2 separate regions of the Homo sapiens genome follow, and region 1 is linked to region 2. Evidence: chromatin contacts called from ENCODE Hi-C or POLR2A ChIA-PET data. All regions are on one chromosome and are shown on one strand. The core of a region is the stretch at or near the end of the contact, and the rest is flanking DNA. Distances in the headings are between cores, read along the strand shown.

The links. A loop is a pair of places that touch in the nucleus more often than their neighbours do. ChIA-PET counts read pairs that join two places held with the same protein, here RNA polymerase II (POLR2A). Pooled maps may share reads with other maps.
Region 1: a map of endothelial cell of hepatic sinusoid shows a loop between it and region 2 (4-fold over the local background). The contact joins the promoter of TNS1-AS1 here to the enhancer-like site in region 2. A Hi-C loop is called at or near these places in 1 of 168 maps with a recorded cell type or tissue (endothelial cell of hepatic sinusoid) and 2 of 50 pooled maps. POLR2A ChIA-PET finds 5 or more read pairs at or near these places in 2 of 52 experiments (AG04449 and activated CD4-positive, alpha-beta T cell).

Annotation. Positions count from the first base shown.
Region 1 is chr2:217,976,699-217,981,745 of GRCh38, reverse strand. TNS1-AS1 (TNS1 antisense RNA 1) reads right to left here and starts at 3,039. Exons shown (of 4, transcript NR_135524.1): 1 at 2,902-3,039. TNS1 (tensin 1) reads left to right here. Exons shown (of 33, transcript NM_001387777.1): 3 at 2,944-2,981. RefSeq lists an enhancer at 2,155-3,043.
Region 2 is chr2:217,862,793-217,867,451 of GRCh38, reverse strand. All of the region lies in intron 18 of TNS1 (tensin 1), which reads left to right. Among named protein-coding and RNA genes, the nearest start is that of SNORA115, 31 kb to the right of the region's middle. RefSeq lists an enhancer at 2,060-2,119. Within about 2 kb of position 3,336, at least 5 of the 41 ENCODE cell types and tissues checked have a DNase peak (open chromatin) inside an H3K27ac peak, as active enhancers do.

The DNA of each region.
Region 1 (5,047 bases), core at 1,790-4,289, 110 kb before region 2:
ATAGGCACGCAAAGAGGGCTTCCCTGGAGGAAACTCAGCAAGCGGGCCTCCTTGGGGTTGGAGGCGGTTGCTTCTGCAGGTGTCAATATCCATTCATGGGGGCTTGGCCAAGCCTGTCCTGCTTGGCATCTGCCACTTGCTTTCAGTTTGCTAAGCTTTTGTCTTCTGGGCTGGGAGCTGGGGTGGGAGTGGTCTTCCCTCGTTCCCCTCTGTAGAGCTGCCAAGGACAAGCTTTCTGCATTCCAGTGTACAGGAAGCACTCAGCATAGCGTATTGCAATTACCTGATGATTTCTCCATTTGCCCCCCCACTTGAGGGCATTTGCTGAGTGTGTGCCCACTGTGTGACAGGCAGGGCTGCCCTGTACAGTCAGGCAGGCCATGCACTGCCAAGGGTGCCTACCCGAGAGAGCACAGGAGTCAGCCCACCCTTTGCCTACCAAGCCATGCATTTTGGCACAGGGCTGATCTGCCTGGAGAAAGGGCACCTTCTCACCATTTCCACAAAGACACTGTGCATGAGCCCAGCTGTGTGTCCCTGGGGCTGGTCTGCCCAGGGGATGGGCCTCCTTCTAGTTTGCACAAAGATGCTGTATGGTCTCATGGGCCTGAAGCAGACACTGTCCTAGCTGCTGGGGCTACAGTGCAAAGGAGACAGGCATGCTCCTTGCCCTCTGAGTGTAGTGTGGGGAGATAGATTAGAGAGAAGTTACCCAGGGCAACTTCAGAAAATAACCAGGAAATAACCGGTGTGCTGAAAAGGAATAATTGGAAAGCTACTCTAATTTGAGTGGTCAGGGGAGGCCTCTTTGAGGAGATGACTTTGGGTGGATTCCCAAAGGATAAGAGGGATTTGGTCCAGGGAACGATGGGGTGCTGGGGTGAGGGGGAGTGTACCAGGCAGCTGACACAGCAAGTGCCAAGGCCCTGAGGCACTCTGGGAACTGGCAGAGCAGGGAGCATGCTGGAGGGAGGTGGAGTCCCGGCCCCCATTGTGTCCCTCATGTCTAGACTGGGGTGGATGCTTAGAGATGCCTTTTTGGTTGAACATGAGATGTTGAGGTGGCGGTCTACAGCTCAGGAACGATCTGAGAGTCGGGGGGACATGACTAAATTGGGGTGCGCATAAACCACAGGGGATATCTTCAGACAGGTCCAACTCAGCAAACGTTTATTAAGCCTCTCCTGTGTACCAGGCTCCTCTCTCTCTCTCTCTCTCTCTCTCTCTCTCTCTCTCTCTGTGTGTGTGTAGGAGAGAGAGAGAGGCAGGTCCCCCTGGAAGGAGCCCACACTGTTGGACCAACAAAGGGGACGTTTCCTCTATTTGGATGGGGTGGGGCAAGGGAGGCTGCTGGTGTCCAAGAGGGAACACCTTTGCGAAGTGAGGGAGTTGCTACCCGGGCTGGTGGTGGTGCTGAGGGAGAGGGAGAAGCAGAAAGACCAGAGTGATGGGTAACGCTTGTGTGGCTGAGTGGGGAGTATGTCCTGCTGTGGCCAGGGTGGAGATGTCCCTGAGCTAGGCTGGGTGGCTGGTGGGGTCAGGAAAACCTTGCTCAGCACCGGTGAGTCACAGGCCTGGGCTGGGCCAGGACTAGGTTCTGAGAGAAGAAGATCCCATGTTAGGGCCAGTGGCCAAGGTCCCTTTCCAGGCACCACCCAGTGTGCTTCCCAGCTTCTCCCCCTTCCCCATGCCCAGCCCCTTCTGCCTCAGACAAATCAGAAGAAGCCTTAGTGTGGGGAACCCCGGAGCCTCCCTGGGCTGCTCCGGGCATTCATCTGTGCCTCAACCTCCCTTTCTGCAGTCTGCTGAGAATCAGGTTGGTTCAAAGCTGGAAGGGGGTGGGGTGCAATAGATCCAGGAGAAGGAGGTGGATGGCTGTGGTCCTGGGCTGTGGCTGTTGAGGATTTGGAGTCAGGGCACTCCCCTATCTCCCCCTCCCCAGTTCTCTAACCAGAGTTCCTAACCCCCCAGCCTTAGCAGGTCCTGGGCAGCCAACAAGACCCAAAGCAGTGCAAAACCCAACTCGGGAGACCCCTCGCCCACCCATGAGATCTGCAGGGAGGTCACCAAATCCCTTGGTGGAGTCCCAGAGCCCTGGGGGGTGGGGCGGCAGGGCTGGGGACATTCCAGGCTTCGGGAACCTTATAGGAAATTTGATTCCAGCTTCTGGTAATGGGAGGAAGAGCAAGTCCTGTGTGTGTGTGTGTGTGTGTGTGTCTGTGTGTTTCAAGTCATGCACATGAAGTTTATGTGAGCATCTGTTCACGTGTCTGTGTCCACAAATCTGTGTCAGGCTGCAACTGATGGTGTCCCACAAAATTGTGTGTGTTGGTGCCCTGAGTCAGGGCTCTTCCTGGATGAATCTGTGTGTGTGAGACTGTGTGTGTGTGCGTGGATGGCTGTGTGGATGGGTGGGAGTGGTTCTGGGTGAGTGTGTGGGTGTGGGTGTAATGTGTATATGCGTGGGCCCGCTCCTGGACTCTGAATTGTGTCTGTGTGTCTGTCTCTGGGGCAGAGTAAGTGTGATTGTGGTTTGCGATGTCGTCTGCCTGCCTGGTGTGTGTGTAAGGGGAGAAGGCCCCCCTTATTCCTTGGTGGGGCTGGCGTGGGGCCCGGGTCCGGGCTACCTCTGCCCCTGGCAGGGGTCCAGTGGGGGACCCCCCCCTTTGCTCCCCCCACCTTCCCGCACCCGGAGGGGCTCTGGCTCTGGGAGCCCCCTGCCTCCCCGGCCGCGGGTCCTCAGTCCCGGGCACTCCCGCCCCGCAGGCCCGGCAGCCGCTCCCCTCCGTCCCCTCCCTCTCTCCCTCTCTCCTTCCCTCCGTCCCTCCTTCCCTCCTTCCTTCCCGAGCGCGGATTGCGGGCTGGGGTGGGAGGAGATTTCGCGGAGTTTCCATTTCATACCTCGCGGCTAAAACTTTCTTTCTGTGTCTCGCCCTCTTGCAGTCTGCAGCTTCTCCTGTCATCGGAAATGCCAGGCCAAGGTAAGGGGCCGCGGGCTGGCGGGCCCGGGAGGACTTGGGACAGGCCTGGCTCGGGGTCCCAGATTGGAGCGGGGGCGCCGGCGGGGCGGGGGCGGTGCCCGGGGCGTCCCTCCTCCTCTCTTTGTTTATGCAAAGCGCCTGGGCCTGGGAGCGGGCGCAGGTCAAGGTGAAGGCGAAGGCCCGGGGGCGGGGGCAGGGGCGGGCTGGGGAATCGGGGGATCTGGGTGGGGGGCGCGGAGCGCAATCTGGGCGGTTACCGGGGGTGGCTGATGGGGACCGAGCTCCCAGAGAGCGGCCTTTGAAGGTGTTTCTGCTAGTTCTCAAGGGGGAGAGGGAAAGGGGGAGGGGATCCATTTCAATTACCCCGGGCCGCGCACAACCCCAGTTGGCTCAATTTGGCCAACCTAGAAAACCTCAGTGTCCACAGCCACAGGACCCCGAGGGCAGGAGAAGCGGGTGGGTGGGATAAATGGAGAATGAGGTCGGAGGTCAGGATTGGCTGGTCTGGAACCGCCTGAGAGACTGTCCCTTCCTCTTTATTGGCCAGGTCTTCTTTTGGTCCTCAATTTCCCCATGAGTATTTTCTGGCTGGTCTTGATGGGAAAGGGAAACTGAGGCAAGAAGACTGGAGGGATTGCTGGGCCCTGGTTGGCCAGGCTGGCTCAGCCCCTGATGTATCCACTGAGGTTTGGACACAGGAGTCATATATCAGCTTCTTGGAGTAACAGGGGGTGGGGGATTGGCACCAAGATGGATTATGAGTTTGGGAAGGAAATGGTTCTGTCCAATGGGCTCAGCTCTGCCTAGGGGTGGAAATGGCGTTCCTTGCCTTTCACTTGCAGCCAATGTCTGCACCTTCTGCCATTGTTGCTTGTAACCCTCCCTGCCCTTTCACTCCCTACGTTTGCTCTTCATATTTGACCTTTCAAGGAGTTCAGGGAGTAGAAGGAGAAGATGCTTCCAGAAGGAGCATTCATTGAGCAGTTGAGGACCTGTATCTGGTACATCTCATGTTTTGCTTCTTATTAGCTGGGTGGCCTTGGGCAAGTTATGTACCTCTCTGAGTTTCTGTTTCATTCTCAAGGATATGGGAATAAGAAGCCTACCTCATAAAGTTGTTGTGAGAATTCAATGAGGTAATGTATGTGAAGTGCCCAGCCCAGTGCCTGGCACAGGGTGGGTGCTCAAAAATGTCATGACTGATGCTCAGCTACTGGGAGCTTAGAGGGACAAGTGTTACCTTGGGGAAGGGGTGCTGACGGATCAAGCAGGTCTGGGAAGAATCTTCCTCCAAAGAAACTTTACTAAAGCCGAGCACACACCTTGCTGGAGGGCGTCTCCATCTGTAGACTCCAGCTTGGAATGCTCCCCTTGCAGAGATGCAGAGGGCCTGGCTTGCAGCAGGTACCTCCATGCAGTGGGTTTTCTGCCCCTTCCCTTGTCTTCTCCTTTCCTGCGGCCTCTCTCAGCCTTTCCTCCCCTGGATGGAGAGTACGTTTCTGCTTCTCCTTCCACCTCCCTCCTTGTTCTGTTTATCCAGAGCAGAGTTTTTTGCCTTAAACTCCAGAACTTTCCAGTTTTCTTGCTCCTCCCCAGTCTACCCCTTCGTACTGCCCTTCCTGCAACCTTTTCTTTTAATAGCAATGGACATTTGTACAGTGCTTTGGGTCTTAGACAGCATTTCACATGCATTATCAGACTTTGTTCTTTTAATTCCTTTAGAGCATAAAACATTGGCCAAAAGATTCTGTTGTTTTACAGATGAGGAAACTGAGGCGCCCCACGTTGAGTGACTTCCCCAAGGTGTCCCGGTGTAATTCTTCACCTGCTCTCTGTCCCTGGGCCTTTGTGCTTCCTTCTCCTTGTCTCTCACTGCCTACTGGCATGCATTTCTCCATCCTTGCCTGCCATTCTTCCTTTTGCTTTCCATCTCTTGACAGCAGCAGGATATATTTAGGAAGGATAAGGGGATAAACTTCCGGGCAGTGAAGGGTCTGATTGGGGGAGATGGGTGGCCCAGAGAGGCCCAGAAAGATATGACAGATGGCCCCTTGTCATGCAGTAGC
Region 2 (4,659 bases), core at 2,087-4,586:
CTTTAAATCATAGAAACATTTAAGCTGTTTCCAATCTTTTGCTGTTTCCAAAAAAATGCTGCAGTGAATGGCGTTGCACATATACCATTTTCATTTGGGTAAGTCTATCTATAGGACAAATTTCTGGAAGTGGAATTGCTGGGTAGAAGAATATATGAAGAGATAATTTTTATAGACAGGGCCAGATTGGCCTTCATAAGGACTGTATTAATTGATGCTCCCAGACAGTGATTTGGCTAGGGATGAGGAGGAGAATCTATCCGCCCACCTCCTTTAATATGCACCCCCCAATATGTGAGATACTGTTAGGTACCCATAATTTCTTGTACTCCTCATGACTCTCCTGTGACCTGAGTTCTCTTGTTCCTATTTCACAGATGAAGAAACAAGCACAGAGAGGTTAAGTAACTTACTGATGCTTACACAGCCAGGTAGGGGTAGAGCTTGGATTCTGACACCCACCATTTCTCAGCATAACATTTCTCACCATTTCTGACAAGGGTAGGAGTCCTGAGGAGCCCTGCCCTGCTGCCCCATGCAGTTGGGGTTTGAGAACCTAGGGAATAGGAACTGAGTTAAAGTGGGAAGCCTGCCTGTCCAGCTCTGCCCAATGCTGTGCCTGTGTCCTGGAGACCCTTGCAGGCCAGTGATGGGGGAGGGGAGAGGCCAGCCCAAGGGATCTGGAGCCACAGTGGCTGAACTGGCCAGCCCCAGCCTTCTCCCTGTCCCCTCCCTCTGCCAGCCCCAGTGGAGAGGCCTGAGAGGCTGCGGACTAGCTAATTCTGCTCTGGTTGAGGAGCTGCCTGCCGCTGTCTGCCGGGTCAGCTTGCTCCAGGGATTAAGTTTCAGCATTTCACTGATGAAAATAAATCAGCCTCTTGATTGCCCTGCATGGCCCTGGGAACCTCTGCAGCCTGGTGTGTGTTTACAGACTTCCTGTAAGTCCCCTTTTCTGTCCTAGCCTCAGGGACTCCATGGCTGCTGCAGAAATAGCCTCAGACAAGTTTGGAGCCTGAAGCCACCCGGGCAGGTCCAAGCAGGAGAGGAGATACAGGCCTGCCAAGTCCAGGGGCTCTGGGATCCAAACAGTGCCTGGTAGAGCATCTTCTCTGAGTTGTATCCTTGAGGATCCAGATCCAAACAGGACTTTAGGGATCACCTATACTTGCCCTCTGCCATTGCACAGTGGAGTAAACTGAGGCCTGTCCAAAATCACCCCTTAGAATTCTGGCTCTTTGGCTCCTAGTCTGCTGCTGCAGCCAGGCAGCATTTTCTTTAGGTCTGTTTGTTACACCGTGGCTGGTTAGAGATCTAGGGGCAGAGTTGGAGAGGTGAGTTTTAGCTGCTGCTGGAAGGATGGAGGTCTGACATTCAGGAGAACCCTCTTGCCTTTGGGGGATCTGAGTAACAGGAACAGGTGCCAGGACTAGATTTTCTAGATTTTCTGAAAGTTGAGGAGAAGAACCTTTCCACTCCACGCATCTGTCTAGGTAGGATGAGTGACCATGGCTTGTGGACATGGGAAAACAAGGCAACTTCTAGAGGGTTCTGACAAGGTCCTAGCTCATTCTTGTGCAAAGGGGACTCAGGAGTCTCACCCCAAAGTCCCTTTTCTCCTGCCCCTCTTTCTTTGCTCAAGCATTATTTACACTCACAAGACTATCCCTCAGGGACCTGGGGTGTCCTGCCTCAGACACTCCTGGCTCCAGAATACTGGACCTCAGTTGTTCAATCCCTGGGCCATTTATCTCCCTGTGCCCTGGGAAGCAGCAACAGAGCTGTTGATGGATGTGGGGAGCTTCAGACTGCCCAATCTTTACATCTTTACAGCCAGTCGATGCCCTGGCTGCTTATCTGGGACTTATGCCTTTGATTGCTTAAAAAAATTGTTAGCAGCAAAGTGTTCTTTGATGTGTGTTCTTCTCCTTCTCCAGGGGCAGTGAGATCAGATTTTGATATGAAAGCTCAAAGCTTCTCAGCTCTCTCCTTCTTCCCTGCCTTCCTCTCTCTGTCTGCACATTGCTTGAGAACCTTCGAGAAGCAGATGGGCGCTCCTCATGTGATGCAAAGGCAGAAAGGCCCAAGGGTGGTGCCCTGGCTTCTGTCTGCCATGCAGGCCTGTGCTTCATGGTTTGGTGGCCTCTGCATAAGTGAGTCACTTTCAGCCTAGCCCTAGATGGGCTTATTTGGGGAAGGAAGCAGATACCCACCCAGATCCTCCACCCACCTCTGCACCTACTCATGCATGTAACCACATGGACTCCTGTACTCATAGCCACCTCTCATGCATGGAGCCACAGGGACCCCTTGACTCATAGTCACCTCTCACACATGGAACCACATGGACCCCTCTGCTCACAACCACCTCTCATGCATGGAACCACATGGATCCCTCTAGTCATAGCCACCTCTCATGCATGGAAGCACATGGACCCCTGTAGTCATAGCCACCTCTCATGCATGGAACCACATGGGCTCCTCTGCACACACCCACCTCTCTGCATGGAACCACATGGATCTCTGCCCCACTGCGTACCCCAACTCTGCCCCACTGCGTACAGTATTGGGAGCTGTAATTATAAAACTGCCCAGCCAGTTTGATAACCCAACTTATATGTGGATGCTGAGAGAATGGGCCTGTTTGGGATCAGGAATAGTGATTGACCTCACTTGCAGAGATGGTTTCATTCGTGTGAATTATAAACCAGCCCTGAGGCAGTGTTCTACTTGTTTCCAGAAATGCTTTGAGCTCTGGTAGCATTGTGAGGATAAATGCATAAAATTCCCAGGGAACCAGTTTGATGGGGACAGTGCTCACTTGCCTGCTGGAGTTTGTTATAAACCAGCATTGTGACTTTATTGTCACTCTCCACTCCTTTTTTCTTGTTGGATCTTCTAAGATCTAAACCTTTGCCTCCTCCATCTCCTTTCTTGTTTCTCCTTCCTTTCTGGGAAGCAGAAAGAGCATGAATGTCAGAGTCAGACTGGCAATGTAATCCTGAGCAAGCTCCAACCCCTGAGCCTTAGTTTCTTTATCAGGAAGATGGCATAACAATATCCACTTTGAAAGGCAGTTGTGGAACCAAGCAAGGGAACTTCCATTAACGTGCAGGCACATACTCAATAACATGCCTGCCTCATTCCATTCTACCCTCTCCTTCGCCCTTGCTCCCAAAGCCCCATATACCCTCTCCCCATTCAGTGAGGACTGCCACTGACATGGTGTCCACGTCCTGGGAGCAGTAAGGGTGGGGAGAAGCAGAAGCGCGGTGAGTGGATATGTCCCGACCCTCATCCAACACAAACATCTGCCTGGGAGTTGACAATTCCCTTCCTGAGTAATCCTCTGGCACTAGGGCTCCTGTCCTGTTCTTAGGGAACATGCTCCTGGGCCTGGCCCTGCCCACTGCCTTCCTGGGATGGGAAGTGTGAAGACCCTGGAAGGCTGAGGCCCTGCCAGGGGTGCCTGAAGCTTGTCCTGCTCCGATGGCCCTGTCTTCCCTGTCCACTGGGCTGGGAGGCAGGGAGGAGGTCCTGGGGAGGTCTAAGGACATGTTTTCATCACATATGCAGCTGCTGTGCCCACCCCAGGCAGCGGGCCCTTCCTCCCTCTATCCCCAGACGTTTGAACCTTGACACCATGCCTATCTTGGGAGACCCCTTCCTTCTCCTGTCCTGACTGCTCCCTCCAGCCATGTCTTTCTCTTCCTTGATGGCTGTCCATAGAACCAGAAGTTTTAGAGTTCAAAGCTTATCTCCTCCCACTCATTTTACCACGTTGGAAACTGAGTCCCAGGAAAAGGAAATCACTTGCCCAAGTTTAAGCAGTGAAGTAGTGGCCCAGATGGGGTTGAAACCCAAGACTCTTGAGTCTTAGTTCGGAGATCGGTCTATTACACCCCAGGCTCCTTCATCCCTCAGTCTAGCTCAGGGCCTCTCACCTGTGGTACTATTGGCATTTGGGACCAATACAATTGCTTGGGACCACCACAACAATTGCTTGTTGTGGGGGTCTGTCCTGTGTATTGTAGGATGTTTAGCAGCATCTTTGGCCTGTACCCACTAGACACCAGTAGTATTTCCTCCAGGTGTGATAACCCCAAATATCTGCAGTATTGTCACACATTCCCTGGGGGGCCCTGGCTACCTGGGGGTGCTCCTCTTTCCTCTAACCTCTCATCTTTGTGATCTCACCTGTCCCACCTGCAGGGTGTGAAGTAGTCTTTCACTGGAGACACTCTGTTCTGTTTCCTCCTTCTGTTCTGGGACCCGGCTGCTTGGAAACCAAAGCACTCAGCCATTCTGTTCTTTACGAGGAAGAACAAAGAGCCAGGCCAGGAATGTTGCTTTATACCTACGAATGAAAAGAAAGAACTTGACAGGAAGGGACTAAGCCTTGGAGGGGGTGACCAGGGAGGCTGGGCCCCCTTCCTCCCTGGAGAGACCCCTCAGTGTGGGTGAGGGGCCCTGGCCACCTGGCTCCAGCTGTAGGTCTGCTGGCTGGAAGGATGGTCTGGAGGGAATGGGGGCATTTGCTTGACCTACAGTTGGGAAGTGTGTCTTCATTGTAGAATTGTCCACCAATATCCTACTTTCCTCGCACAGCTAGACCTGCAGACATTTGTGGTTCTTCTGTAATGAGAGTTCACAGTCTCTGAG